Regions from separate parts of the Homo sapiens genome. Here all the other regions are linked to region 1. Evidence: chromatin loops called from intact Hi-C (ENCODE). Cell type or tissue: HCT116. All regions are shown on one strand.

Region 1 (4,000 bases):
TGACCTCATTTGATCTGAATTACCTCTTTAAAAACGGCAAATACAGTCACATTCTGAGGTACTGAGAGTTGGAACTTCAACCTATGAACTTAGGGGAGATACAATTCCATCCATAACCATTACCTACAAGGGTGGCCTACAGAGGGGGTGTCTTGTCAGAGATGGAGACCCCAGCTATCCCTGTGGACCCTATTGCAGGTTTTTAACAGTCCTCACAGCCTGAGACAGTTGGTTGCTCCCTCTCATACAGCTAGGCTTCCAGGATTTTGCAAGGCCCTGACAGGCCTCAAAGCCATGTCAGCCTAATAATGAGGGCCTCCGTCTGCTGTGCTTGCCAAAATTGTTATGGCAACCAGAGCTAAAGGACTGCAGTGCTCAGATCGGGCTGTGCCAGCTCCAGCTCTGGCTCGCTTACCTTATCGTGAGCTTGAGGCACTCAGAGGCAGCCCATCTCCCTGGCATGAGCTAGTCTCAACCGCTTGGGGTGATGGTATTTTGAAAATGCCATTATAGAGTGCTGGGTTCCTTACGGCAGTGTGCCCAGGCCTCAAAGTGATGGTGAATGGTTTCTGGGACAAAGAAGGGTTGGTAAAATCTCCTGTAGCCAGGTACTAGAAGAAATAGACAGAGTAGGGGTTACTATGCACCCTTTCCACATTGCTAGAAGTAACTGTTCTGACCAGGTGAACTGGTATTTGGATAAATGCTTTCACAGTCTCAGAGAAGTCAGACCCTTGGATTGATTTGCTCTTGAACAAAAAAATTTTTTTTTTCACTGTGAAAATGCTTTCTTTGGGGTGTCTTTAGAACATGTGATGTCAAGACACAACAGCAAGCGCACATACACTAAGACATGGCTGTCATAGAACAGATTGTGCGTGAATAAAGGGTTCACACCACTTCCACCCTTTACACAGTAACAGAAGGCTCTAGGCCACCTACCTCCTCCTTGGCTCACTCAAACTCTTCCTCCTCAGCCGTGGCCTCCTGCTACTGCTGGTACTCAGACACCAGGTCGTTCATGTTGCTTTCAGCCTCGGTGAATTCCATCTCATCCATGCCCTCGCCCGTGTACCAGTACAGGAAAGCTTTGCACCGAAGTATACCTGTGAACTGCTCTGAGATGCCCTTGATCAGATCCTAGATAGCAGTGTTGTTGCCAGTGAAGGTGGCCGGACATCTTTAGCCCTGAGGGTGGGAAGTCACACACAGCTGTTTTTATATCTTGGGGGATCCAACCAACAAAGTAGCTGCTGTTCATATTTTGGGCATTAAGCATGTGCATGTCCACCTCCTTCATGGACATGTGGCCCCTGAACATGGCAGCTACCATTACGTAGCAACCATGGCAGAGGTTGCAGGCAGCCATCATATTCTTGGCATCAAAGAACTGCCAAGTGGGCTCACGCACCATGAGGGCCCAGTACTGCTGGTTGTCCCAGCTGGTCAGCAGGGGGAAGCCATACATGAAGTGCAGGTGGGGGAACAGGACCATGTTTGCGGCCAGCTTCTGCAAGTCAGCATTGAGTTGGCCAGGGAAATGCAGACAGATGGTGACCCCACTCATGGCTGCAGACACCAGGTGGTTCAAGTCACTGTAGGTAGGTGTGGGCAGCTTTAGGGTTCTGAGGCAGATGTCATAGAGAGCTTTATTTATTATCATTGCAGAAGGTCTAGTTTTGAGAAGTTTGGTTTGATGGTCAGTCCGTGGAAAAGTGTGGCATGAGCCACTAGCTTTTAAAATCTGTCAAGGACCTTGATTGACTCCCTATTTCAGAACTCTATCTTGTGTAATAAAGAAGTCCTGGCTGGGCAGAAATTCCATCTCAGGTCTTGAACACATTTCCTACACAGTCTAGAATTAACTGGACTGAGGACTGACGCTTCCTGCCCAGGAGGCCTGGCAAGGTCTTGTCATTGTTTCCTGAGGGTGGATGAGGTCATTAAGAAAGAGTTTTCCTCCCCTCTGAGATGATTCACTCAGATACCTGGAGTCACTGTTTCTGTGCTTGTTCTGTGACCTTCGTCATGAACTTGACCTCTCTGAGCATGTTGTCTCATAACATGGAGACAAATAACTTTTCTAATAAGGTATAATGTTATGGAGGACTCCAGGGGATATTGGGAGAGGGCACATCATAGTGGTTAAGCCTGAAAGACCTAGATTTGTATCCCAGCTTTGCTCCTTATGATTGGCCCCTGGACGAGGTTTTTAATTTTTGTGCTTCTCTTTCTTCGTTTGTAAAACGGGTAACATTCTATAGGGCCCATCTTATGGTCCTGATGATGAAATAAGGTAAGGCCACTGAAGCACTTAGCACAGTGCCTTTAACATGTAAGTCCACAGACACAGTTACTTTATAACTAAGGCAGTACTGAGTTGACACAAACTTAGAGACTCAAAGGAATGTGGATAGAATTGGGCCATCAGTGCTTGGGTACTTCATCCCAGTTGTACTTTGCTGTGGAGCCAGCAGGTGGCGACATTGGCCACATCTTGGCCCTGCTGGCCTCCATCTTAGAGGTCCAGTTTCCTGGGATGGCGGGACTCAGTTGCTACACTTGTCCCTGTATCCCTCGCACAATGTAGGTTTCCGTAAACAACTGGACCTAGTAAAGTGACTGGATGGGCTTGCCTGCAGATCATTCCAGAGCAGTAGCCACTCTTGCTTTCATGTCCAGGGCTACTACATGTTCCTTGCTGAGGGCTGAGTTGCCAGCTACCTGGTGCAGAGTCATTATGCAGCCAGGTGGTGCAGACTGAAGCTTGGGGTTGCTGAGAGTGAGCTCAGGGGCTCTGAAATTCAGCGGGACACCTGGTTAGCATTTCTCAACAACTGCTACAATGCTGGGCAAGTTCACCTAAACTCAGAGGGTGGCTCCAAACAAAGCCCAACTCGATTTGTGTATTTGATCCCGAGCATCCAGTGTTGAATCCAGAATCTGAGATGCCCTGGCTCAGGGAACACCCAGAAACAGCCAGGCCAAAGTGGTGATAAGTTAAAAAGCTAGTAGCTGAATCCCCAGGGAGCTGGCTGAGAGTAATTTCAGAGTCAGCAGTTCATATCTGTGTCCCAGGTGAGGATATGGGCTGGATGGTTTCTTAGCCTCCTCATGACCTGTGGTGCTTCAGAGGTCCACGGAATGAAGGATAAGATGGAGAAGCCAGGCTAAGGAAGGATTGGGATTTCCTAAAACAGTATGAATTTTTGTTATTTTCTATTGAAGTGCCGTAATTTAAATGTATTGACTTAAGTGAACACTTCTGTTGATTTGAAAGCTATAATACTGGTTACTCTTTGTTCGTTGACATAAAAGTATGTTAACCTGCTGTGGTTTTAATAATATACCTCCACAAGATGGCGCCAACATCAAAGCCTGGCTTTGCCACTTAAGGAAATTGTGGTGGACAGTCACAAATTATGTAACCATGTCATGGGAAACAGGCAGAGTTCTTCAGTAAAAACCTCACTAAATTGTCCTTATTTTCTTGTTTGTTTTTTGTTGTTGTTGCTTTTTTTGTGTGTGTGTTTTGTTTTTTTCAGGAAACTGAGCCAGAAAGGTAACCATTTTTTTACGTGTTGATAGGACTCAACTTGTGTAACCTGACCTGAAAATTATTTAATGCAGATGTTCACTGAATTCTTAATCCTGGAATTTTTTTCTTGAGGCCTACTTTATTTTATTTAGTTACCCTTGTGACAATAGATTTAAAGCTTTTCATTGAAAAACAACAATGCTCAGGTCACTTCGCATTAATTAGGTTTCTAATAAAGTTAGCCTGGCACTGTTTACTCTCTAGGAGGTACCAGCCCAAGGAAATTTCCCTAATGATTTGTTACTTATTTTTAGTTTTAACAGTTTAGTTAATTTTTATTTATTTTTGTAATTGTTCTTGTTTGTCTTTCTTAATCATCAAATTAGATCAACTCTCAGAGGATAGTGCTAGGTTTCTTTAACTCAGACAAGGACTTTCAAGATAATCTCTGAAAAATGCAAT
Region 2 (4,000 bases), 430 kb after region 1:
TGATTACATTATAATAACTTTTGTAAATCTTGTTATGTTTTCACATAATCCTTATTATTTATTTCCATGTTTCTTTGTTATTTTTATAGCCCACCTTTGGTGGGATCTGAAATGCTCTTACAATATAAACATACATGTCTATTGAAAAAAGCAATATCCAGAGATTCTTAGGGTCAAACACTAAATTCTTAGTGTAAAAATAATCATTCTCTTGAGTTTTGACCCATTCTATTTTTTCAAAATCTGAGACTTTACTCTCACTTAGTCTGCCTTCTTCAGTCCTTATAGAAAAACCAATTATGGATGTCTATGGGTAGTGAAGATAAGGCTGCAGAAATGAAGTAAGGTGTTCTCAAGGGAAATTGAGACTTTATGAGAAATTTAGAGAAATTTTACACAGGAACAATTTGAACTAACAATTTTTTAAAAGTCAAATATTTCTGGGAGAATTAGGTGTCAAGGTAGGTGTGTGTGTGTGTGTGTGCGTGCATGTACATATGAGTGTGGTTTGGCTGCATTAGAACTCTTCTTTATTTTAATGCCAATTTGCTCAAACGCAAACACACATACATACATGTGCATGTATAGTTTTTATTACCTAGCTGAATTTAGCCAGTTTGAAAGAACGGCTATTTAGGCTGGAGGTCTGGGCGGCAGATGGGAAGGATAATGAGGAAGGCAAGCCTGACTGGGTGGTCCATCATTCTGAGGGCCTTTGAGGATGGAAGGTTCATGAAAAACAGTAAGTGTAGTAGTTAAAAAGTATTAGAAATACACTGCTGCACTTACCAGCTGTGTGACTTTGGGTAAGTTGTTTAATCTCCCTGGGCCTCAATTTCAGTTTTCTCATTTGTAAGATGTAAATAATAATAGGCCTCTCTCATAGGGTTGTTGTGTTAATTAAAGGAGATTGATACATATAAAATGCTTAGGACATAAGCACTCAATATATATTAGCTTCTGTCCTCCTCTTCTTTCTCTTCTTCCTTTTTCTCTTCTTTTTCTCCCCTTCTTTTGGTTCTTTCTTTGTTTCCTGGTAGAAGGAATACAAGACTGTATCAGAAGATGCAAGAAACATCAGAAAGTAAACTCTGGCAGATACAAGAGATAATTCCTCTGGAACTGTGGTCTTTTGTCATACTTCTGTGTCTGCCCTGTCAATCACCCTCTGTCCTGGCAAAGAGGAGGCTGCGAGAACCATAGAGTTCTCCACTCTGAGACTCTTGGCCTCAAGTAACCACTGAGTCCTTGGTCACTTTAAGGTATACAGAGAAGTTCTGGCAGAAATTTTTCTCATACTAGGGCTGAAAGATGAAAGTGATTACCTCTGAGGCAGCTGGTTCTCTAGACTTCCCCACCGTAAATAAACTTCTGGTTGTAAGCATTAGTGAGCTTGCTCCACTATAGAACATGTATATGGAGAGAGAAGGGTGTCAGTTCCCATTTGTCCACAAATTGAGAATTTATGCATCTTTGGTGACTGCCTCCCATTTCAGTCCACAGCATTTAAACTCCAGCGAAAATAGATGCAACCGGTGATGTTGAGCTCACAATGTGCCAGGCACTGTTCTAAGTGCATTCTGTGTATTAATTTCGTTTATCCTTACAACTACCAAATGTGAGAGATACTATTATTATCCCAGTTTAACAAATGTGAAAACCAAATCACAGAGAAGTGAAATAGCAGAGTCAGGACTAGGCCCATCTGACTTCAGAACGTACCTCTGAACTATTGCCATCTCTCAGCGCCCCCTGCCGTATTCAGCTCTTCGAAGGCTCTCATTCTGTGCTTAAAAGCTATCACAAGATTGTTTATTCTGCAAGCTATGCTTTTTCTCTTTAATCTTCACTTGGACACCTATTATTACTAAAAATCATTTCAGTCAATAAGCACCTAATATATTCCATTTTATTTGATTCCTTATTTCTCTTCCCCACAATAATGTTATGTTTTATTTCCTGTCCTTAGTCCATTGTACATTGCCTGGTACAAAGGAGGTGCTCAGTAAGGTCTATGGAATGAAATAAAAAAATTATATATTGGGTTGAATATACAATTTATTCATTTTTGAATTCATTTTTTCAGAATACGATTGTATAGACAGGTCCAACTATAGAAGGTTGCCATAAACTTTGAAGTTTACAATAAATTTAAATGCGTTCACAGCTTCTAGTTAGGCAGAAGAGGCTAATAATTCTACAGGTGGTAGCTTGCTTTTCTAAGGAAAAGAAGAAACCAGCAGTACAATTATGCTGATTTCTGCCATTTAATGGTGTGTTTTTTGATTGTTTGACACTAGGTGGAGCCAAGAAGCCTTGCAGGGAAACTCCAAAGAAGCAGGAACTACTGTTACCAACCCTCTGATCGTACTCAAAATAATTTGAAGTTGTTTTTTTTTTTTTTTTTTTTAAAGATTGCAAACTGGTGCATTATTCGCATCAATTATTTAATTACATTCATTCTCCAGTGAATTATTTGCTCTACTGGTTACCTTATTATTTTTGAAGTGGAAAAGTTTTATACTTTATTTCTTTCAGTTTCCCAACACTTAGAAACAATTTTAAATATTTAAGTGAAATCTCTATTTGGTAGTTGAGACTCAAAACCCCAAATCTTTCTTCACCCTCCCACCCTCACCCTCCTTTCTTTTAAGTGCAATGTGGTTGCAGACGCCGAAGGTCTGGCATTCTGTGAAAAAAGGTCCTGGACTAGCAGTGAGGAAGTTTTCTTTTTCTTCTCTTTCCTTTTTCTTTTTTTGTTTTAAAAATAATTTTTGTACATTAAAACAGTGAATATCAGCAACTGCAATTGGTTCAACATAACCAATTTTACACTTACCAAGTTCACATGAAAGTCAAAAGCAGAATCATAACCATAATAGTTTTGACTCTGCTTTTGACTTTCCTTATGACTTTGGTAGGTCACCTGTCTTCTTGGGGTCTCATTTTCTTCATCCATTAAATGGAAGGAACAGGCACCAACTTGAAAGACACATTTTCATTTGAATTTTTCATAATTTTGGCCCCTGAATTATTCTGATCTGTGTCATTGACTGGTTCTTTATGCTTTTGTCCAGCATGTGTTTTTGAATTCTATAGATTTTGGCTAATTATGGACTATTACTAGATGTTCATTAATTACAGACTACTGGAGACCTGAAATGTGTCCTCTACATAGGCTCAAGTTCATTGTTAATTTCCTGACATAATTTCTTACAGGATGCCGAGTTACTGTTAATTGTATTTAGTTCAATTAAAGGAAAACAATAATAGAAATTCATGTTTTATTACAGTGTTACCTTAGGTTTTTCCCTTTATAATTAGCTTAGTGAGGTAGCTCTATTTCTGTAAAGTAGTGTTGATTTCTTTCCAGAGGGGTATTTTACTCTAGTACCATGTAATAGTTAAGTTGAACCAAACCTTAACTGGGAAAGTTAAACTAAATCTTAATCTTCATTTTATCCTTCACCCTGGGTGGGATGTCAGAATAAATCAGTTTTAATAACTTTTCCAAACATCAGTGTTCATAGCAATTAATAGATGGTTCTGTACCATTTTCATATGGTACTATATTTAGTTGGTAAAAACCAGATGATGATTTTCCAATGGCTAAACTGTAGGTATTTTAAAATAAGAGTATTATCATTTGCTAGACCAATAATTTCCCCAATAAATTCAGTAGCATACAAATCCTAAAAAAACTCCCTAAGGAAATTATTTTATGATTAAATAGCTTAGGTAACATCGCATATTATATATGGGGGTTCACAATGAATAGCATAGTAAAGGCTATGAGAAGGCCTGCAGTTATGTTTCTTTTTTAACTTTCACCTGGTATTCTCAAATTTTTATGACCTTTTCTCTATAATACTGTGCAGAGCTTGATATCCATGAGCCATATCTGATACATATTTTCTCTTATTCTTAAAATTTTTTCAAGGCAGTCATTTATATTAAATTACTATATTAGCTAGCATCAATATTTTACCTCTGGAACAAA
Region 3 (4,000 bases), 490 kb after region 1:
GAGATTTTCAATATTCCCGTGAGTGCTCTAATACTCTACATGTGTCACTCCTGTACATGTTTATGCTCTTTTGAGTCATAGTTGTAGAGATAAGAAAGAAGAAAGTAGTTGGGGTTGAGGAGTAATCTTTACTCTGGTTGCAGTAAGCTCTTTCGTCTTCAGTGTGTCTAAATAGATAAGTAATGAGCGAATGATTGACTAAATGACATAGTGTCTTCCTGGGTTTCTGTTAATCTGACTTTTAAATTGGATGGCTAATATTAGAAAAGTATGGGAAAAAGTTGTTTATCAAAAGAGACACGTAATTCAAGAGTTGGTACCCATATCCTTGTCTTGATTTCATACAAGACAAAAAGGTTGAAGCAGCAATGTAAGTTTGACTATGTAGAGTCAGGATTAGGAGTTTCTTCTGTACCAATGAGGAGGTGGCAGGGCCAGTGACTAAGGCAATGGAAGTCAGCTTGGCAGGGAAGCTCAGAGAGGCACTATAAGTCACTATTAAGTGCCACAGTGTATGACAAAAGGCAACCAAGAAAGAACAAAGAATAGGAGACCAGGACAAATAGATATGTACCAAGAGAGGTCAAAAAGCAGGTAAGATGTTTGGATATCAGGACTGAGACACAAGCAGCAAAAACTGAGTCATGTGTAGAATTCATGGATTAATAATATTAATATTACTATTAAGAATTACAAGCCGGGCACGGTGGCTCATGCCTGTAATCCCAGCACTTTGGGAGGCCAAGGCAGGCAGATCACTTGAGGTCAGTAGTTCAAGACCAGCCTGGCCAACATGGTGAAAACCCATCTCTACCAAAACTACGAAAATTAGCCAGGTGTGGTGGTGGGTGCCTGTAATTTCAGCTACTCAGGAGGCTGAGGCAGGAGAATTCCTTGAATCCGGGAGACAGAGGTAGCAGTGAGCCCAGATCGTACCACTGCACTCCAGCCTGGGCAACAAGAGCGAGACTCCATCTCAAAAAAAAAAACAAAACAAAATAGAAAAGAAAAGATTTCTTAATTTGTACTGGATACTGTTAAGTACTTTCCATACATTGGGTCATTCAATCCTTACTATAACCCTATGAGGTAAGTCCTACATTTACCTTAATTTTACAAACAAGGAAACAAAGTCTCAGAGAGGTCAAATAACCTATGCAAGGACACATTCAGCAATTGAAAGAGTTGGTTTTCAGATTCAATAATGGCTTCTGGTTGTAGGAATATATAAATTGGACTGGGGGAGTCAGGGGATAAGTAAAATGTCACTTAGCTCCCTGTAATAAGCCTTGCAGTGCATTTCCTGGTGTGTAACGGGTATCATTTATCATTTGATCAAGATTCAGTCAATGACCTTGTTTGCATAAAGGAGATTTCAACCTAATTTCCTGAAAATCTGGTAGTTGCTTCTGCATAATCAAACAAAAAGGAGTATAGGAGTGAAAATCTTAAGTGTCCAATTTTTGGGAGACTGTTTTCAAACACGTTCCCAAACATAGTCCCGTACTTACCAAAACTGTCTTAAATTGTTGTTTAAAAATATTTTCACTTTAGAGAGGGATACTAGTTTTAACTGTTTTACTTTTAAAAATTAGAAACATCTGCCTTCTAAGCCAGGCTTTAAAAAAAGTTTTACTCTCTTATATCTGGCATAAAAGTTTTGAAAAATGAGACATTAGGACAGTGATCCTAGACTTTAAAACGTGAGAAATAATCTCACCCTGTGAGGAGGAATTGCAAGACTGAGAATGTGGAAGGGAAAGGATTGGATGGAAAGAATTTTGGATTTGGTACCAGAAGATGCAGGTTTATTTTTGTTTCCTGCTTAATCCAAACCTGAAACTGAGAATGATAATACCACATTTTCAGAGTTATTGTGTAATTTAAATGAAATAGTGTTACACAAAATATACTGTATAAAATGTAAATTTAGTAAAGCAAATGGCAGGCATTTATTGTTGCAACCGAATTACTAATGTTGAGGCTATATAAATAAATCTTCAATACAACTTTTATTTTTCATACTAATAATGCTTCTATCAATTTGAAGAGTCAAGAGAAGTAGCTGGTGAAAATAAGCATAGCTTGAAATATGAATTGTTAGTTGGCGAAGATGGGCCAAGACATCACACCTTCTCTTGGAGACAAAGACTAAATTACAAATTCTTCCACCTGGACTTTCAGTTGTGGGAGCTTCAAGTTTCAGAAGTAACTTCCAAGACCCACGAGAGGGAGCTCATGCACTTCTTAGGCACTACTGGTTAGCTTTTTAATATCTTATTCAAAACAGGCAGTAGTTTGGGAGGTGAGGTGTGATGAAGAAAATGGATTAAGGGAAATAAATTCCTTCAAGAAAAATCATTGGGGAATACAAAGTTAACTCCTTTAGTGTGGTTGAAAGTGTCTGAGAAAATTCTGGCTAGAATCCCTTTTAACCAGCTCCCTTAAAGGAAAAGTAACTGCTGCAATCATTTCCAGATTAATCTTTCTGGCTTAACACCCATTCCAAATATTCTCTTCTTAGAAAAGAGCATTGAGAGATGATTATCCACTAATGTCATCCAACTCCACTTAGCCCAGGCTGCTTTATGAGATAGCTAGGAATATCACAGTTTAGGCATTTGTGATCACAGTTGAATTCAGTTAATCATCCAGAGAGCAAGAGTAGAGTAGAGGTATATGCTTACACATTTAACAACATGCTTATTATCTGATGTAATTCTGTGGACTGTCAGAGATGAAGAAACCAGTTGTGTGTGTGTGTTTGTGTGTGTGTGTCTGACTGAACGTGTGTATGGTGGAGAATTGGGATGGGTAGAATGCAGCATGAAACAATGGCAGAGGGAGAGGTCCTCAGTTTTGATGTTATTCATTTTATGACGTGGCATACTTCTAAGGTCTACAAACATGATCCAAAAGGAGATGTCTAAAAAGAACAAACCCATCTGCATGTAAAGCAACATAGTCAATAGAAGAGACAAACTTTGGCTACTAGTATTTTATTATAAATATTATATTACAATTGAAAAGTAGGTACAATTATAAATCCAGTCAATGTATTGTAAGTATTAATTATTTCATGGAATGCTTATTTTCCAGAAAAGCTTTTTGTAAATTGAGTTGGTATCATATAAAATAGAATTTTCTCATTAAATTTTATAATAAAATTGAAAATGCATTTCAAAGTATACATTTTTGGCTCAATTCACATTGAAATTACTAAGGCAATATATCTTTTAAAAACAAATAGTTAAAGGAAAATAATGGTTGTTTTTCACCAACCATTAACAAGGACATATTTTGCTATTAGTAAATCAGTAATGAAACAAACCACAAAATGCCAAGTCATAGGGTTGAAGTTTGAATTAAATGAAATGCAATGAGTTCAAGTTTGTTACCAGGAGAGGGCAACTGGCTACCTCCCAAAGTGTCTACACAAAGGAGTATTCACTATTGCCTGTGAAATCAGAACCTGGGTTCATCAACCCTTTCAAAATGAATTAATCTTTCAGGGAATAATCAATATATTAATTAAACACAATGAGAAATATACCTTGAATTTTGAAATCAATATGACCAGTGAATTGTTTCATAATATGAAAACCTCCCAGGTATGTTATGTTTAATCAAATTGTTTTATATATCTGTACAATCAGAATAAAAGGGCTGATTTGGTTAGCTAAAAGGGTTTTTGCTTTTTTCCCCCCAGCTAAGTGATTTGAAAGACTGTTTTCTACTGCAGGGATAGCTTTTCCCATGGGATAGAAATGTTTAATACCTGGGAGCCAACATCCTCTTCCTTGGATGCTGCTTGGATGGCCTTGGGGTGTGGTAGAGAGTAGGCACGACTCTTGCTCTCAACTGATTTCCAATCTAGTGGGACAGCAGACAGTAAACAGTAAGTGAACTAAATGTGATGGTGAGAGTGCTATGGATCATATAAGAAAAGGGCGTTTCACCCAACTTGTGTAGTGGGGAAGGGTCAAGGAATACCTTCAAA
Region 4 (4,000 bases), 400 kb after region 1:
AATTTTTTAAGTGGCTGCAAATGTAAACTTTCTGTAAATATTCTTGTGTGAGATTGTTAGAATGAGTCAGGTTCCAGGAAGCTGATCAAGCCTGAGAAAATTGAACATATGAAATTTCTAGACTTGCAAACTTGAGAAAGAGGCCTGAGGTCCTAGTGATCTATAGTATTCATGCTATGAGTGTTCAACAGTTTCTGTCTGTCTGTCTGTCTGTCTGTCTGTCTCTCTAACCTACTTATTTTCTAAATGTCTTCCAACACAGGACATACCAACATGTCTAAAGTGGGCTGGAAAGGATAATTCTGAGGTACATAAACATTTTTGCTCTGTAATGCAATATAAAATATCTCCACCCCTTGCTAATAGTTTTGCATAAAGTACTTAAAAATTTTCCAGAAAAAAAGATTTACCTTAAAGACATCACTTTTTTTAATGATACTGTCAGCATTATGTGGACTTCCAAAATTAGTGGAATCTGAATCCAGATGGGTGAAATCTAACGGCACACTAGAGAAAACCATGATTTTCAAAATTATAAATAAATATCAAAACCTCAATATCTGCCTCTGTCTACAAACAGATGACAGAAGGAGGCAGACGTTTGAGACTTCAAAATATGATTAGTATTAACAGCCAAATTAGATTACTAAATTTCTTAAAAGCCACTTTGAAGAGGCTTTTCCCCAAGCTGTCTGTATTGAACGTATTAACAGAATGATTTCCAGAACTTTACAAGATTGTGCCAGTGGACACAGACTAATCACCCGCTGAATTATGGGGGAATGGGGGAGGATTTTTTATTACTCCTACATCAGCTGTGGCACATCTAGACATGTAACTAATCATTTATTAGCCTCTAATTTTGGAAGCTGGCTTTAGACGATAATCCTCATAAAAAGCTAACAAGGAGATGCCTTTGATAAGGCAGTAAATCACTAAGTAGAGAAATAAGCAGTTGATTTATGACTACTTAAATATTTTAGTCTCTGAAAGATAAACCTCCATTTCTGTTTTGCAAGTGACATTCCTATTGTTCCTTAAAAAAATTAAACTTTGATTACGTGATGCAGACAGAACATATTTCCCCCAGTTTCAGAGATTGTAGTTGAGTGACTGAACTTAAATACTAAGATCACTTCCAATTTCCAGAGCCTACTCACTCAGTTTCTTGAAACAGTCTGTGTCTCCAGAGCAATCAGCCTGGCATTGGCAGAGCAGGTGCTCTGTTAGTATATTCTGGTGTGTAGTGCATCAATCCTGTGTTAAAAATTTAAGATTCTATAGGTAAAATATTACTCAAATCATAAAATATTGTCCTTTTAAAAAAATCTAACACATCCTTCATGTTCTTGTTTCAGGACCTTTGCATTTGTCACTCCTTGTAGCCAGAACACCCTTCTCTGAGATATTTTGTGGCTTATTCCTTTATGTCTTCCAAGTCTTTGTTAAAGTCTTGCCTTCTTAGAAAGACCACAGCTGGCCACATTTTCTATAGTATCACCTCACTCACTTTCTAGCCGTGCTGTTATTTTCTTCATAAAACCGAACTCTACTAACACATTAATTTGTCTATCTACTTATCTTTCTTCTTTATTAGAACGTAAACTCCATGAGATGGAGTGGTAGTAGTGTGGGAAGTACTTCATATTGTTTATAACTGTTTCTATAGTGCCTAGATTAATGCTTACATCTTACCTGCTGAGCACTTAATACTTTTAATAAAAGAATGAAAGGGGGTTGGAGCAAGGTGAAGAAATAGAAGGCCCCACCGATCATCCCCCAACCTACCTCCGCAAGGACACCAATTTAACAAATATCCACACACAACAAAACACTTTCATGAGAACCAAAAATCAGGTGAGCACTCATAGTACCTGGTTTTAAATTCATATCGCTGAAAGAGGCACCGAAGAAGTAGAAAAAACAGACTTGAATTGCCTATGCCATCCCTCCCCCCTTCCTTGGCAGTGGCAATGTGGTGCAGAGAGCTTTTCTGCACCCTGGGGAGAGGGAGAGCCAGCAACTGTGAGGCATTGAACTCAGTGCTGCCCTTGTTATAGCTGAAAGCAGAGCCGGACCAAACTCAGCTGGCACCCTCCCGCAAAGACAGCATTTAAACCAGCCGGAGCCAGAGGGGAATTGCTGATCCCAGCGGTTGGAACTTGAGTTCCTACAAGCCTCACCACTGTGGGCAAAAGTGCTTTGGGGCTTCAAATAAATTTGAAACGCAATTTAGGCCTCAAGGACTGCAACACCAAGGTGAGTCATAGGCTGAACTGGACCAAGAGACAGTAGACTGTGGTTGCATGCGACCTACTGCGACACCAGCTGGGGCAGCTAAGGGAGTGCTGGCCTCACCCATCCCCGAAGCCCAGGCTGCAAAAATCCTGGCTGTAAAAGAGACTCCTTCCTTCTGCTTGAGGAGAGGAGATGGAATAGTGGGGAAGACTTTGTCTTGCATCTTGGATACCAGCTCAGCCACAGCAGAATAGAGCACCGGTCAGAGTTGTGAGACCCTCATTTCAGGCCCTAGCTCCTGGACATTTCTGGACACACCCTAGGCAAGAAGGGAATTCATTGCCTTGAAGAGAAGGACTCATTCCTGGAAGGATTCATCACTTGCTGCCTGAAGGGACCCTGAGCTGTGAATAACCAACAGGGATATCCAGGTACTACATCAAAGGTCTTAGGTGAGATGCTGAGACTGGCTGGACTTAGGAGAGACTCGGCACATTTCCAATTGTTGTAGCTGATTAGGGTGAGACTCCTGCTTGAGAAAAGTGAACAGAAAAGTAAAGGAAACTTTGCTTTTCACTTTAAGTATCAGCTCAGCCACAATGGAATAGAGTACCAAGTGGGCTCTTAGGGACCCCAGTTGCAGGACTTGACTTGTGGATGACATTTCTGGTACTTCCCATTGCCAGAGAGGAGCTCACTCCCCTGAAGGGTGAGTCCTAGCCAGGTAATATTCACTACAAGCTGACTGAAGAGCCTTTAAGCCTTAAGGGAACATCAGAGGTAGTCTAGTAGCAGTCCCCAGGGGTCTGAGGTAGTGATATCCACTGGGTGAGGCTCCTCTGCCTTTGGAAAGGGGAGGGAAGAGTGAGAAGGACTGGGTCTTGTAGTTCGAGTGTCAACTCAGCCACAAGCAAAAGAGAACCCTCGTACACTGTTGGTGGTAATGTAAATTAATAAATTAATACAAGCACTACGGAGAACAGTTTGGAGGTTTGTCAGAAAACCTAAAAATAGAGCTACCATATGAGCCAGCCATCCCACTGCAGGGTATATACCCCAAAGAAAGGAAATTAGCTGTTGCAGCTCTGTTTACAACAGCTATGATGTGGAAGCAAACTGCATGTCCTTCAACAGATGAATGGTAAAGAAAATGTGGTACTTATACACAATGAAATACAATTCAGCCATAAAAAGAACAAGATTCAGTCATTTGCAACCACATGGATGTAATTGGATGTCATTATGTTAAGTGAAATAAGCCAGGTACAGAAAGACAAACATCACGTTTCCACTTACTTGTGGGATCGAAAAATCAAAACAATTGAACCCATGGAGATAGAGAGTAAGAGAGTAGACAGGTCATTACCAGAGGATGCGAAAGGTAGTGGGGGGTTGAGGGAGAAGTGGGGGTGGTTAACTGGTACCAAGAAATAGTTAGAATAAATGAATAAGATCTAGTATTTGATAGCACAACAGGGTGACTATAGTCAATAATAATTTAATGCTACGTTTAAAAATAACTAAATGAGCATAGTTGAATTTTTTGTAACACAAAGCAAAAATGCTTGAGGGGATGAATACCCCATCTTCCATGATGTGATTATTATGCATTGTATGCCTGTATGAAAACATCTCATGTTCCATAAATATATACACCTACTGTGTACCCATAAAAATAAAAAATAAAATAAAAAGAATGAAAGAATGGATAAATGAATGAATAAGTTGATTAATCCATAAGACTGGAAAATTTCTCTGGCTC
Region 5 (4,000 bases), 230 kb after region 1:
TCTAATGTCAAAGTTAGGAGTCATCTGTCCATTTAACAGGTGGTGTTTTCTTGTGTAACTCCTCTGCCTTCATGCAAACCTTTGAGAACAATCTCTTGAAACAAGGCTAAAATGCCTTTGGAGAGGTATTATAGATGATCATATCTACTTTGTGCCTCTTTCCATTACTTAGCTGCATTAGAGGCCCAGCTGTGTAGGTGTAACTCAAAATCCACCAAAACTAATACTGTGGTTAGATTCTGGTCAAACAAGTTGCCATTAATCCAGATGTAGAATGGGATTGAAAGGTGGCTCTTCCACACCCTGACATCAATGTACCAGTTTGGCTCTGTGCATTCTTTCTCCCCTTCTCCCTTTACCACCCTCATATAATTGTTTGTGTACATGTCTGGTTTCGTCACTACGCTGATGGCAAGGATCATGCATGCCTTATTCATATTTGTGTTATTCAAGGATTCTACTCTGGGTTCTATTATGGGGCCTGGCCTAAAGTGGTTGTTCAAGAAATGTGTGTTAGAGAAATCATACATAAACTAGCAATTCTCATTTGGATTCCTGTATCTGAACAACTAACTTTCAGCTTCTTCAGTGGGATAAAGAAGAAAAATGGGGTTTAAAGTACATACTATTCAGTATTAATGTAGAATTTAACAGCTGCCATCCAAGTGCAGAATCCTCTGTAGTTTCCCAGTGTTAACCTCACTTCTATCTCTAGCCATGTCTCAGTGCTGGGTGACTCTCTCCTGGCATGTTCTGGCAAGACTCTACCTGGTTTGCGTAATCTACATCGGCTTCTAGTTTCCACAAGAATTGTTTATATGCATTTAATTTTAGCTCTTGGGCTATAACATGTCATTGTTCTTTTTACTTATCTCCTCTTACTTCTGGAAACAGGGCAGGCATCTTCAATACTTGCTGTTCCTGTTTGGTGTGCTCTTAGATTAATTTTAACTTTCCTCTTCAGCTTTCATGACACTTCAAGACATTTTCCAGTCATATTTCCTGTATAAGAAAATACAGACTATGTCACCACAAAGGGTAGTGGAGATTGGGGGGCATAATTTAATTCATTCAGGGAACTCATATTTTGGTGTGAATGGAAATTAAAGCAAGGTATTTGGATTAATTTACCTCATTTGGTTCTATATTCCATTTAGAGGATAACACATTAAGCTTTTATTCAATTTTATCTGTTATGGTCACAGTGAATCTGGAAAAAAATATATATGGGGCTTAGTTTTCATATTTAGGGGAAAATGAATATCCTAGAGAATAATAATAAAAGTTAGGGAAAATAATGTTTTCCTAAGAGTAGGCAATGAAAATCTGAAGGTACTCAAAGCAGTCTTGCACAAGTGCTTTGAAAAGCCTCTTGCACAATTTTATTTCTTTATAGTACTTACACAATCATATTTCATAATGACTTGCTATAAACAATGTTCTTGACAAGAAGCTTAAAGATACAAAACTGAAGGAAGCACTTTTGGGAGAAAATACTTTTATATTTGCTTACTTCTACACTACAACAGACATAAAATTATGGATTTTTTTTTCAGTGCAATTTTCATATGTCAGTTCTAGGAGACAGGAAATGTGAAACACTGTAGGAGGTATGAGTTTGCCACCTAGAGGAGAGAGGTGAAATTCAACTTTTCTCCAATTTCTTTAGTATAATTCATTAATTTATTTAATTATTTACTCGTTTAATTATTCAAAAATAATTATCTACCAAGCTTAACTATTTTGCCAGCGCAGATTTGATAAATCTGTTCAAGATTTATGAGCTCAAAGAAACCACAAAGTGCATCTTACTTTAATTGCTCAGCTGCCTCTTTTAAAAATCTTTTACTTTTAAGAGAGTATAGCACAAATATCTGAACAACTCTAAATATCCATACTTGGGATGGATATTACTTTGAGCTCTTGCACTATAATAAAACTTTATTCTTTTGTACTAATTCAGTCCTTTTACTTTTTCTTTTTTAATGTTTAAGAAACAAGTTGGATATGGACAAGATGTAATTTCTTCTGTCAAGGAACCCACAGGATAATAGGTTAATGATAGAGACCAACAATGCTGATGCATTTTTAATGACGGAGATAATGTCTAGAAAAAAATCCATTATTTGGTAAAGACAAAGTATGCATATGTATTCCTTTGTTTCAATTATTTTTAAAGTTAAAAAACAACTGCTTATCTCCTTTTGTACTACAAGCAATATCTGGTATAGTGTATGCATAGTAAGTATTCTAGAAATAGTAATTTCATTGTTGACTTGATTATATTGGAGTGGAACTTACTCTGGAAGAGATCCTAACTTTCATTTATCTGAGAAAATTTCCAGTTAGGACATGGAAATTTTTTCCTTGTCAATATTTATTCTTAATGTGTTTAGAATTTTAGAAAATGGGTTTAGGGATTTAGAAATTTCTTTACTAAATAACTCTAGGGAACAGTACCTTAAAAATATTCAAAATGACAAAAACTTAAAATGACATCTAATTTTTTAAGGCCAAGAATCATTAAAAAGGGATCCAAATCTTTAGACTTTGTTGCTCGGTGGAACTAGAATCATTAATATCTCAGTCAGGGGAAGCCATGTCAACTTACTGGTTTAATTTCCTGTGAGCTTCCCATGTTCTCTCCCTGCAAGGACCACCTCAAATCCCTCAGTAGTCCTGTCTTTATGAAACCAGTATAATTTTTCTTTTCGCTCTTGTCCTTCACCTTCCTGTGGCAACAAGAGTCAATTCTCCATATATAAATACTCGGCCCCTGTTTTAGCTGTGTCTTAATTGCGCAACATCTGTTTACTCTGTGTTTTAACATCTGTGTGGATAGCATTGTTGTTGTAATATTTTGACTGTAAGCTTCTAGGAGGTAGAGGCCAGCATTATTTTCTCCATTTTTGGAATGAGAAAATACAGATTACCACAATCAAAGTAGAATGGCAGCTTATAGTAGTTATTTGGATAATTTATATAGTCTCTTAAAAAAACAGATTATAGTAAGAAGTGGCTGAGCAATTAGCTATGGCACACTGCACGGTTTTTCTGACCTCTCAGCTCCTAAATAAACTTTGCCAAATCTTCAGGCCCTCAAAATTTTTTCATTCCATTTGTTATGGGCTGAATTGTGTTCCCCCGAAATGACTATGCTGAAGTCCTAACTCCTAGTGCTTCAGAATGTGACCTTATTTGGAAACAGGGTCATTGCAAATATAATTAGTTAAGATGCGATCTTACTGACATAGGAGAAGCTCCTAATCATGGTGTCCTTATAAAAAGGAGAATTTTGGCCATAGAGACATGCACTGGGAGAATGCTCTCTGAAGACTGGAGTTATGCTGCTAAAAGTCACAAAATTAACAGAAGCTACGGAAGAGACCTTGAATAAATTCTTCCCTGTAGCCTTGAGGGAGAGGATGGCCCAGCCAACTGCTAATCTCAGACGTCTAGCTTCCAGAGCTGTGAGACAATTTCTCTTTTTAGGCCACTCAGTTTGTGGCACTTTGTACAGCAGTCCTAGCCGACTAACACACCACTCTAACTGTTGATCAAGGCAAGAGCCTGTGATCATGTATTATCTTGCTTATTCCTTATCAGCATTCTATGGTGTAGATATTAGTGCCATCTATATACAAATTAGGAAATGGAGCCTCATAGAAATTAAATGACAAGTTCAAGGTGTCATGGCTATTTCATTATAGTGCCAGTGTTTGAACACAAATCAATTTGACTCCAAAACATCATTACTCTACTCAATTCTAGTTCAATCCAGATGTTCACAAACAACCAGACTATAGTGGAGATGTGGGTGGTGGGTTGAGAAGGAGATCATAACCAACATCAGACTGTCAGTGAAGCAGACTGGGAGAAGTTTTATGAAGCCAAGCAGCTGTGCAAGGTACAGTAGAGATGGTCAGATTGTTCATGTGTATGGATTCCATCTTCTGAGGAATGAACTCCTTGATATTCCTGAGTTAGTCCAGTTTAGGCA
Region 6 (4,000 bases), 310 kb after region 1:
TGTACTAAAAGTGAAAATGGGGAGAGAGAGAGAGAGAGAGAAAGAGAGACACACAGAGAGAGAGACTCATATTATGGTATGTTCCCTGCCCCACCCCACTCCACTCCCTCTCAACAGGGAGAAAGTACCTGAAGAAAATCATTGCTATGAAGGGCATAGCCAGCTAAATGGGTGTCACTTAGTCTGAAAAATCTCAAAGATGTCAATAAGCCACTCGAGACAACAAGGAACCTGTTTTCCTGTCATCATTCCTTCTCAGTCCTTGGCTTTGGGAAGGGTAACTTTATGGAGAGAGAAGAACCTCTGTGGAGTTAAAAGGTTTATGAACTTTTTTCCCTGCAACAAATCAGTGACAGCTGTTCCACAGGCTGATGGTTTTCCCTTTACCTTTCGTTTTTTAACAGCTATGTCTCACAGTCCAGACTTGGAGTACAAGTAATAAGAAGAATAAAACTTAATCCCTTAAGTAGATTCACCATAAGTTAGCTCAGAGCAATTCCAGTGCAAGTATGGTCTGTGATCCAGTAGGTGAGTGACTCTGCTGCTGAAATTCACATGTATGTGAATTTCACAGTGGCCTTTGCTTTGTAGCATGCTGTAATCCTTTTGTCCATTTTCATCACACGAACTGCTGAATATAGGATTGTTAAATGGATGGGGAGATATCATGAAAATGATTAAAGAAGAAAGTTCTTATTTAGGGGTGCATACCTGCCTATCTGACCATTGTACTTAGGCAATCGGGATCTTGCTTTAAGAAAAGGTAGGCATTGGAGTCAGGCTGCTGGAGTATGAATCACTATGCTATCATTTTTCATTTGTTTTTGCTCTGTTACATTAGGAAAGTTATGTAGAATTTTGTGCCTCAGTTTCCTCATTCAATATGGGTGTAATAACTGTGCCTGTCTTGTAGGATTATTGTGAGGCCCAAGTGCAATAATATATAGTACACTGTGTCTGGCATCTAGTAAGCATTCATTAAGATGACATGAAGATAACACAGATATATCTTAACATGTAATTATGATTTTGCTTATTCAAGGCCAAGCATTCCAATTTAATGGAGTTAGGCAAACACAGTAAATTCATTGCTCTTTCCTTTTTATGCTACTTCCTTTGAAGAGGCAGTCAAGTTCCATTTGACTGATTCGGAACTTTTTAGCAATGTATATTATGCTGACTTCACTCTTATGCGCTCTTGGGGCTATAATTCATCAAGTTAGGCGAGCAAAGAAGTGTGTTGGTGAAAGAGAAATGAGGAAGAACAAGGAAGAAAAAAAGGGTCATGAGCTTATTCACTGCCAATATTTATTATATGGAACAATGACCATCCTTCAGAAGTGTTTGTTCTCTATTATACTGTAGGTGTGGAAGAATTATCATTGCTCAATAGCTGTCTCAGTCACTACCTGATAGACTTGGGAGGTCTGGCTATTTCAGGGCGCATTTGACATACAGTGACATTTTTGGATTAAAGCTTTCATGATGAGTGCCAGTCTGGGTCCAAAAGGGTTGAAAGCTGTCGCCATCTATAGGCTAGTTGTTTGTAGTAAAATACTTTCCCTCACTGCATTAGGTTCTTGGTACCATTTATCTAGCAGAGTTCTTCAGTGGGCTTGAGGCTTAGCAGTCAAGTTAAAACAATAACCAACATCCCAAACCCAGTGGCTGTCAAATTTCAGTGAGGTGGCATAGAACTTTAGCATGAACTTGAGCTTGGGTTCAGCTAGACTTTCATATAAATCCTTGTTTGAAGTTAGTAGCTGTGTGATCTTGGGCACTGATATTAAACCTTTATGAGAAAGTTATGTCTGAAATATGGGAAATAAACCTTCCACTTAGGTTGTTGTGAAGATTCAATGAGTTGTAACGATTGTATACACTATAATGATCTATATTACAGTTGTTTCATAAATATGATTGCCTTCATTTTATTCTTTCCTTGTCTCGTTCTTCCCAGTATCTTACAGACAGCAAGTTGAACATTGTGGGATGCATGAGCTATTGAGGCCTTTGCAGCTTTCTGCTACATGGAGGCTAGGGCCAGAGTCAAGATTTATGCTTTGCAGCACACTGGTCAGCTGTTTTTGCAAATCAGATTAAATGATTTTTAAATGAGGCTGAGAGCATGGGAGATACTAATGTGTGTTTCCTTGTGAGCTACTGCATAAGTAAGTGCTTTGTAAAATGTCAGGGGCTCCAGGATTATATGGTATTACTGTCACTATTGTAAGCACTTCTACCTTTTTTTTCTCCTTTTACAGGTTAGGAAATTGAAATACAGAAAGATGAAAAGTGATTTGCCCAAGCATATAGATCAAAGCTGTGGCAGAACCAGGACTGGAACCTATATCTCTCTACTAATGGTTTTTTTAAAAAAATAACCTTGTTTCAAAAATATTAAAAAGTCACAAGAAAGGTAAACATGTGGATAAACAAAATGAAGAAAATAAAAATTATCCAGTAATAACATATTGGCATATGTCTTTCTGGTATATTTTCCTGTGTTGTCATCATTATCATCTCCATCATCATTATATCCATCATTATCATCATCATCATCATCATCATCATCATTATCATCACCATAGTGAACATGTAATGCTTACCTAGTGCCAGATGCTGTCTAGGCATTTTACATGTGTTACTGGTAACTCATGTAATCCTCATAACAACCTTATAAGGTGGTTGCTATTATCCCCATGTTACATATGAAGAGACAGAAGCATAAAGAAGTTGCACCGCTGGTAATTGGCTGGGATTTGAACTTAAGCAGTCTAACCTTAGAGTAATGATTTTAACAACTATGCTATATACATACAAATTTACAAAATAAAACTGGGCTCAGACAATAAAAACAGCTCTCTTTTCATGTTATAATACTTTTTCACCCCATAACACATAATCACTAATGTTTTAAAGATCAAAACAATGCACATAAAATGTACTGGTTTTAAAAAAAAGAGGAAATAGCCACTTACCTCAACCAAACTAACTTGGAGATAGATTAGATTGATAATGGCAAGGGTGATGGGTAGATGGGTAGAGGTTGCTCAAAAAGAAACACAAAATATATCCTCTTTTAAGGATCCTGATGCTTTGCTCAAAGTAATTTTTATTCTTTTAAAACTAAAAAAAAACTGTACAAAATTCATAGGGTACATAGTGGCGCTTTGATATATATAATGTATAGTGATCAGATCAGGGTAATTCGCATACCCAGTCATCCTATAGTGGGTATAGAACACCAGAACTTATTCTTTCTATGTAGCTATAATTTTGTATCCTTTAACAATTCTCTCCCTATCCCTCCCTTCCCCCTACTTTTCCTAGCTTCTAGTATCCTCTGTTCTACTTTTTACTTCTATGAAATCAACTTTTTCAGCTTCTGTATGTGAGTGAGAACATGCGGTGTTTAGTAGGAAATTTCTGTTCCTGGCTTATTTCACTTAACACAGTGTCCTCCAAGAGCATCCATCCAGGATTTTATTGCTTTTTATGGCTTAATAGTATTTCATTGTGTATATATACCATATTTTCTTTGTCCATTCCTTTGTTTTTGGATGCCTGGATTGATTCTATAACTTGGCTATTGTGAATAGTACTGCAATAAACATGGTCTGTAGATGTCTCTTTGATATAATGATTTTCTTTCCTTTGGATAAATTGCTAGTAATGGGATTGCTCAATCATACCATAGTACTATTCGTAGTTTTTTGAGGAACCTCCATTCTGTCCTCCATAGTGGTTGTACTAGTTTACGTTCCCACCAACAGTGTATAAGAATTCCCTTTTCTCCAAATCCCTGCCAGCATTTGTTATTTTTTTTTTTTTGTCTCTTTGACAATAGTCATCCTAACTGGGGTGAGATGATACCTCATTGCAGCTTCAATTCACATCTCCCTGATGATTAGGGATGTTGAGCATTTTTTCATATATTTATTGGCCATTTGTATGTGTTCTTTTGAGAAACGTCTGTTCAGATCATTTTCCTACTCTT
Region 7 (4,000 bases), 640 kb after region 1:
CATTATTTTTGAGTGAGCAGTACCACATTCTGGGAAGTCTTCCCTGTATTTGATTTTTTTTTCCCCCTCTTCTCCAGAACAAAAAGAGAGTAAATGTGAGTCATGCCAGAATGGACAAGAAGAACTGATCTCCAAATCCCATCAGCTTTACCTAGGATCATCTTCTAGGTCTAATGGTGTCATTGGGAAACAAAGTATCGGGTCATCTATTTCAGAATACTCCAACAAGCCTGATAGTATCCTGTCTCCTCATCCTGGAGAGCAATCAGGAGGTGAAGAGAGTCCCAGGTCCTTATCATCCTCTGATCTGGAATCAGGAAATGAAAGTGAATGGGTCAAAGACTTGACTGCGACCAAGGCAAGCCTTCCGACAGTGTCCTCAAGACCAAGAGATCCTCTTGATATCCTTACTAAGATTTTCCCAAATTACAGGCGCAGCCGGCTAGAAGGCATTCTACGGTTCTGCAAAGGGGATGTGGTCCAAGCCATTGAACAGGTTTTAAATGGCAAAGAACACAAGCCAGACAACAGGAACCTAGCAAACTCAGAAGAACTGGAAAACACAGCCTTTCAGAGAGCTTCAAGTTTTAGTCTTGCTGGAATTGGTTTTGGAACTCTAGGTAATAAATCAGCTTTCTCTCCTCTTCAAACTACTTCTGCTTCTTATGGAGGTGATTCAAGTCTCTACGGCGTAAATCCTAGAGTAGGTATCAGTCCATTAAGGCTGGCATATTCTTCTGCAGGAAGAGGGTTATCTGGTTTTATGTCACCCTACCTAACACCTGGGTTAGTACCAACCTTACCTTTTCGGCCAGCTTTGGATTATGCCTTTTCAGGGATGATTAGAGATTCTTCCTACCTTTCCAGTAAAGACTCAATAACTTGTGGCAGACTGTACTTCAGACCAAATCAGGACAATCCGTAATGTATATGCCCATTCTCTCTTTCTGGAGTTTTTCCAGCATACAATACATGCACGTGCACACACATACACACACATCCATTAATATACTTCAGTAAGTATGTGAGTGGATTATGAGGTCTTAAAATGCTGGGTTTTTTTTTTTTCAAGCAATATAATAGGTCTTAGATCTGAAAACTCTTCATTAGGATTTATCAAGTGAAAGAAGTAAATCTGAACATTATATGTGCCTTGAATAAAGCTATTTCAGGAAATATTTAATGAATTTTCTCCCTAAATTATCATTTGTAAACATTTTTATTTTAAAACTAGTTTTTATTTTATTGAAAAGTGGAATTTTTAGTGATAAAATACATTTGTAAGTGTAAAGCAATACAGCATAATAGAATAGAATATAAACCGAAAGGAAGAACTGAACAATTAAGGCAATTCTAAATAATTACCATTTCAAAACTGTTTCTTCTATTCCTGGTTCATAGGAAAGAAAAAAGTTATTCAAAGTATTTTTAAAGCATTTGATTTGCAGATGGGTGATTCGTAATAAATAAAACATTTGAGCATTTTGAATTTATATTTCCTGAGTATTTTATTTTTCAATCTTAGCTTCCATGAGTGAAAACAAGTGCCATTAAAAAACATTTCTCTTTAAAGTTGACACTGTGTCTATGAAGTAAATTTTAGGAAATAAGACTGCGCCATCTCCTGGCCACTATCGCCAATTGCAACTGAGCTCTGTAGAGTATATGAATTAGAAACATTGATTCCGGAGAATAACCATTTTTTTTTCAAATAGTCATTTTGGATTATACTACATTAAAATTTCCATACTGTAAAGTGCACATCTACTGTGGATGAGAGTTGCAGTCTTTAAGTGTGCTTATGTCTGTATCTGGGGAAATATCCTTAAAAGTTTGGGACAAGAATATATGGCAGCCATTCTCAAAGGTAAGAATAATTTTATTCAGAAAACTAAAATAGCTGCTCAAATAAATATTTATTAACTGCAGATAGTTGATGCTTAATGCACTGAGGAGAGATATAAGATTTCCAAAGGGGAAAAACTGCCATGAAGTTTCAGAGGTATTCTTGCAATTTTAAAAATAATTTTTGTCCTCCCTCTGGCGCATTTGAAAACTATTTATTTCAGTCAGTGGAAAGTCCCTGAGGAAACTGCTTACAAAACAGTTTCTAGGACATTTTCTTTGTATGTCATCATTTTTCTTTTTTGAAGGACAGTAGCTTCATTGTTATTATTAGGAATAAATGGAAGCCCACTGGTGGTAAAAGATAGTTGATGAATTAGAGATTGTTTAAACTATTTAAGCAGCATGACTCACTAAAGATTTTTTAAATTATATGTATATACGTATGTGTGTATGCATCTATATGCACATATATAAGTCTATGTAGACATACATTAAACCCCTATAGGTTATATTATCATGGAGGCGTTTTTCATGAAGCCAGTAAGAATGTATTTCCAAGGAATATTTTGCCAGCAAATGTGATATTAAATTACTTCAGAGTATCTGATGCTGATTTAGGATGTAAATGTGTTTATTAGGTTATGCATTAATTTTAATGGTGTGAATATAAGAAAGCAGATCTTGAAAAATTTCGATGTACTCAATATTCATTTATTATAAAAAAGTTTTATATTCTAAGCCTAAACCGTAGTACAATGTCTAGCAAGTAGTTGAAATTCAATTCATATATACTGAGTAAGAAACTCTTATATATAATAGATCTCTTTGAGACTCTGATAAAACTGAAGAACTCTACAAAATGGCGTACAGACACACAGTTTTGCATACAATTTCACTGGGTTCTTGAATCTCCTAAATGGTATTCAGGTTAGATTCCTTGGTGATTCTTCAGTTGTTTCTATTGCATTAATCCACTTATTGAATGCTATTTTTCTGAAAAGTGCTAGATCCTGTAGAGGATACTGAATGTAAAATATTGTGCTCTAAAGGAAGTTACATTATACAATAGAGATATGGTTTAAAAAAAAATCCTAGAGTTACTGCATTATGTATGTGGTTTTATAATGATGTGCTTGTATCTGAGAAACTGAATTGCTTTTGACCTTGGGAGAACATCCATTTTGGGCAGTATTCGAATTTATAAAATAGTTTTATAATCATAAAACTTAATTTATATAATGCCTTACACATTCCATACTCTTTATAATAATTTAAGGACTTAATCTTATCAAATAGGTCATTTGTCTAACAACTCAGTAGTATATGAGGAAATTGGGGCTCAGCAGTAGGGTTTTTTCTCCCTAAGGTTAGTAATATGAGTCATCTGCAGTGGAATTACTGTGCTCACTTCAGCAATTTCAGACTCCAATGTCTGAGGAAGGATTCATGTCTGTTTTTTTCATTCATGGCCTTGAACAGTGTCTGATATAGGTTCTCAACCTATACACTAGATTTCCACTGACTGAAAAAAAATAAAAGCAAGTATTAGCTTAATAATTTCTTCATTCAACACCTATTTAATATTTTTAATAATCTATTTGTGCCATGCACTGTGTTAGACACAAGAGATAAAGAAATGATTAAGATACAAGACTTTGCCTCAAGTTGCTCACGGTCTATATTGTGTGTACAAAAACAACCAATCAACCAATGTTGGTATTATTTGACAGTGTTGGTACATCAATGAGTTCTTTGTAATCTTGATATTTATATCCATGGATGCTGCTTGAAGCCTGAACTCCTAAGCCACTAATTAGTGGTGGGAAGAAAGAGGGGGTAAATGCTTTAAGAGCTAGCATATAACAAAAATGAATTGGGTTTATTCTGTATCATATAGAGGGCCTAAGAGGCAAACATTTCATAGAGTATTCAGAAGAACATAAGGAATGACTTTTTTCACAGTTAACAGCTGTCCAAGAGTGTAGTGGCTGCCTCGTATGATAAAGCATCTGGAACTCATTGAAAAATGCATGTAGAAAATACCAATCAGAGCCTGATTGATGGGATTTTTAATTACTGCTTTAATATTGGGACTGAATCATTTTGTAGCTCATTAGAAACATGGAAAGTATTTGTTAAATAAATAAGTCAT

The links. A loop is a pair of places that touch in the nucleus more often than their neighbours do. Peaks named below come from ENCODE experiments on the same cell type or tissue, not always from the same donor. Only the 100,000 strongest peaks of a DNase experiment are listed, where the experiment ranks them.
Region 2: it touches region 1 in a loop (8-fold over the local background); 97 of 110 quality-filtered maps call a loop at or near these places.
Region 3: it touches region 1 in a loop (6-fold over the local background); 7 of 110 quality-filtered maps call a loop at or near these places.
Region 4: it touches region 1 in a loop (5-fold over the local background); 4 of 110 quality-filtered maps call a loop at or near these places.
Region 5: it touches region 1 in a loop (16-fold over the local background); 68 of 110 quality-filtered maps call a loop at or near these places.
Region 6: it touches region 1 in a loop (10-fold over the local background); 56 of 110 quality-filtered maps call a loop at or near these places.
Region 7: it touches region 1 in a loop (18-fold over the local background); 63 of 110 quality-filtered maps call a loop at or near these places.

Annotation. Positions count from the first base shown.
Region 1 is chr9:21,810,688-21,814,687 of GRCh38, forward strand. All of the region lies in intron 1 of MTAP (methylthioadenosine phosphorylase), which reads left to right. It also overlaps the pseudogene TUBB8P1. Among named protein-coding and RNA genes, the nearest start is that of MTAP, 10 kb to the left of the region's middle. In HCT116, CTCF peaks have their summits at 2,479 (motif pointing right) and 3,353 (motif pointing right); DNase peaks (open chromatin) are centred at 2,473 and 3,384; H3K27ac peaks cover 2,924 bases.
Region 2 is chr9:22,242,563-22,246,562 of GRCh38, forward strand. No RefSeq gene overlaps it. Among named protein-coding and RNA genes, the nearest start is that of DMRTA1, 200 kb to the right of the region's middle. In HCT116, CTCF peaks have their summits at 1,753 (motif pointing left) and 2,294 (motif pointing right); DNase peaks (open chromatin) are centred at 1,767 and 2,309.
Region 3 is chr9:22,304,986-22,308,985 of GRCh38, forward strand. No RefSeq gene overlaps it. Among named protein-coding and RNA genes, the nearest start is that of DMRTA1, 140 kb to the right of the region's middle. In HCT116, a CTCF peak has its summit at 2,233 (motif pointing right); a DNase peak (open chromatin) is centred at 2,236.
Region 4 is chr9:22,214,781-22,218,780 of GRCh38, forward strand. No RefSeq gene overlaps it. Among named protein-coding and RNA genes, the nearest start is that of CDKN2B, 210 kb to the left of the region's middle. In HCT116, no CTCF peak of the experiment used is centred here; a DNase peak (open chromatin) is centred at 2,291.
Region 5 is chr9:22,036,654-22,040,653 of GRCh38, forward strand. All of the region lies in intron 3 of CDKN2B-AS1 (CDKN2B and CDKN2A antisense cis and trans regulatory RNA 1), which reads left to right. Among named protein-coding and RNA genes, the nearest start is that of CDKN2B, 29 kb to the left of the region's middle. In HCT116, a CTCF peak has its summit at 1,592 (motif pointing left); a DNase peak (open chromatin) is centred at 1,608.
Region 6 is chr9:22,118,240-22,122,239 of GRCh38, forward strand. It overlaps CDKN2B-AS1 (CDKN2B and CDKN2A antisense cis and trans regulatory RNA 1), which reads left to right. Exons shown (of 19, transcript NR_003529.4): 17 at 405-528; 18 at 1,961-2,171; 19 at 2,265-2,474. Among named protein-coding and RNA genes, the nearest start is that of CDKN2B, 110 kb to the left of the region's middle. RefSeq lists enhancers at 1-272, 1-390. In HCT116, a CTCF peak has its summit at 1,515 (motif pointing left); a DNase peak (open chromatin) is centred at 1,541.
Region 7 is chr9:22,450,987-22,454,986 of GRCh38, forward strand. It overlaps DMRTA1 (DMRT like family A1), which reads left to right. Exons shown (of 2, transcript NM_022160.3): 2 at 78-4,000. The coding sequence ends at 925. Among named protein-coding and RNA genes, the nearest start is that of DMRTA1, 6.2 kb to the left of the region's middle. In HCT116, a CTCF peak has its summit at 1,629 (motif pointing left); a DNase peak (open chromatin) is centred at 1,645; H3K27me3 peaks cover 1,014 bases.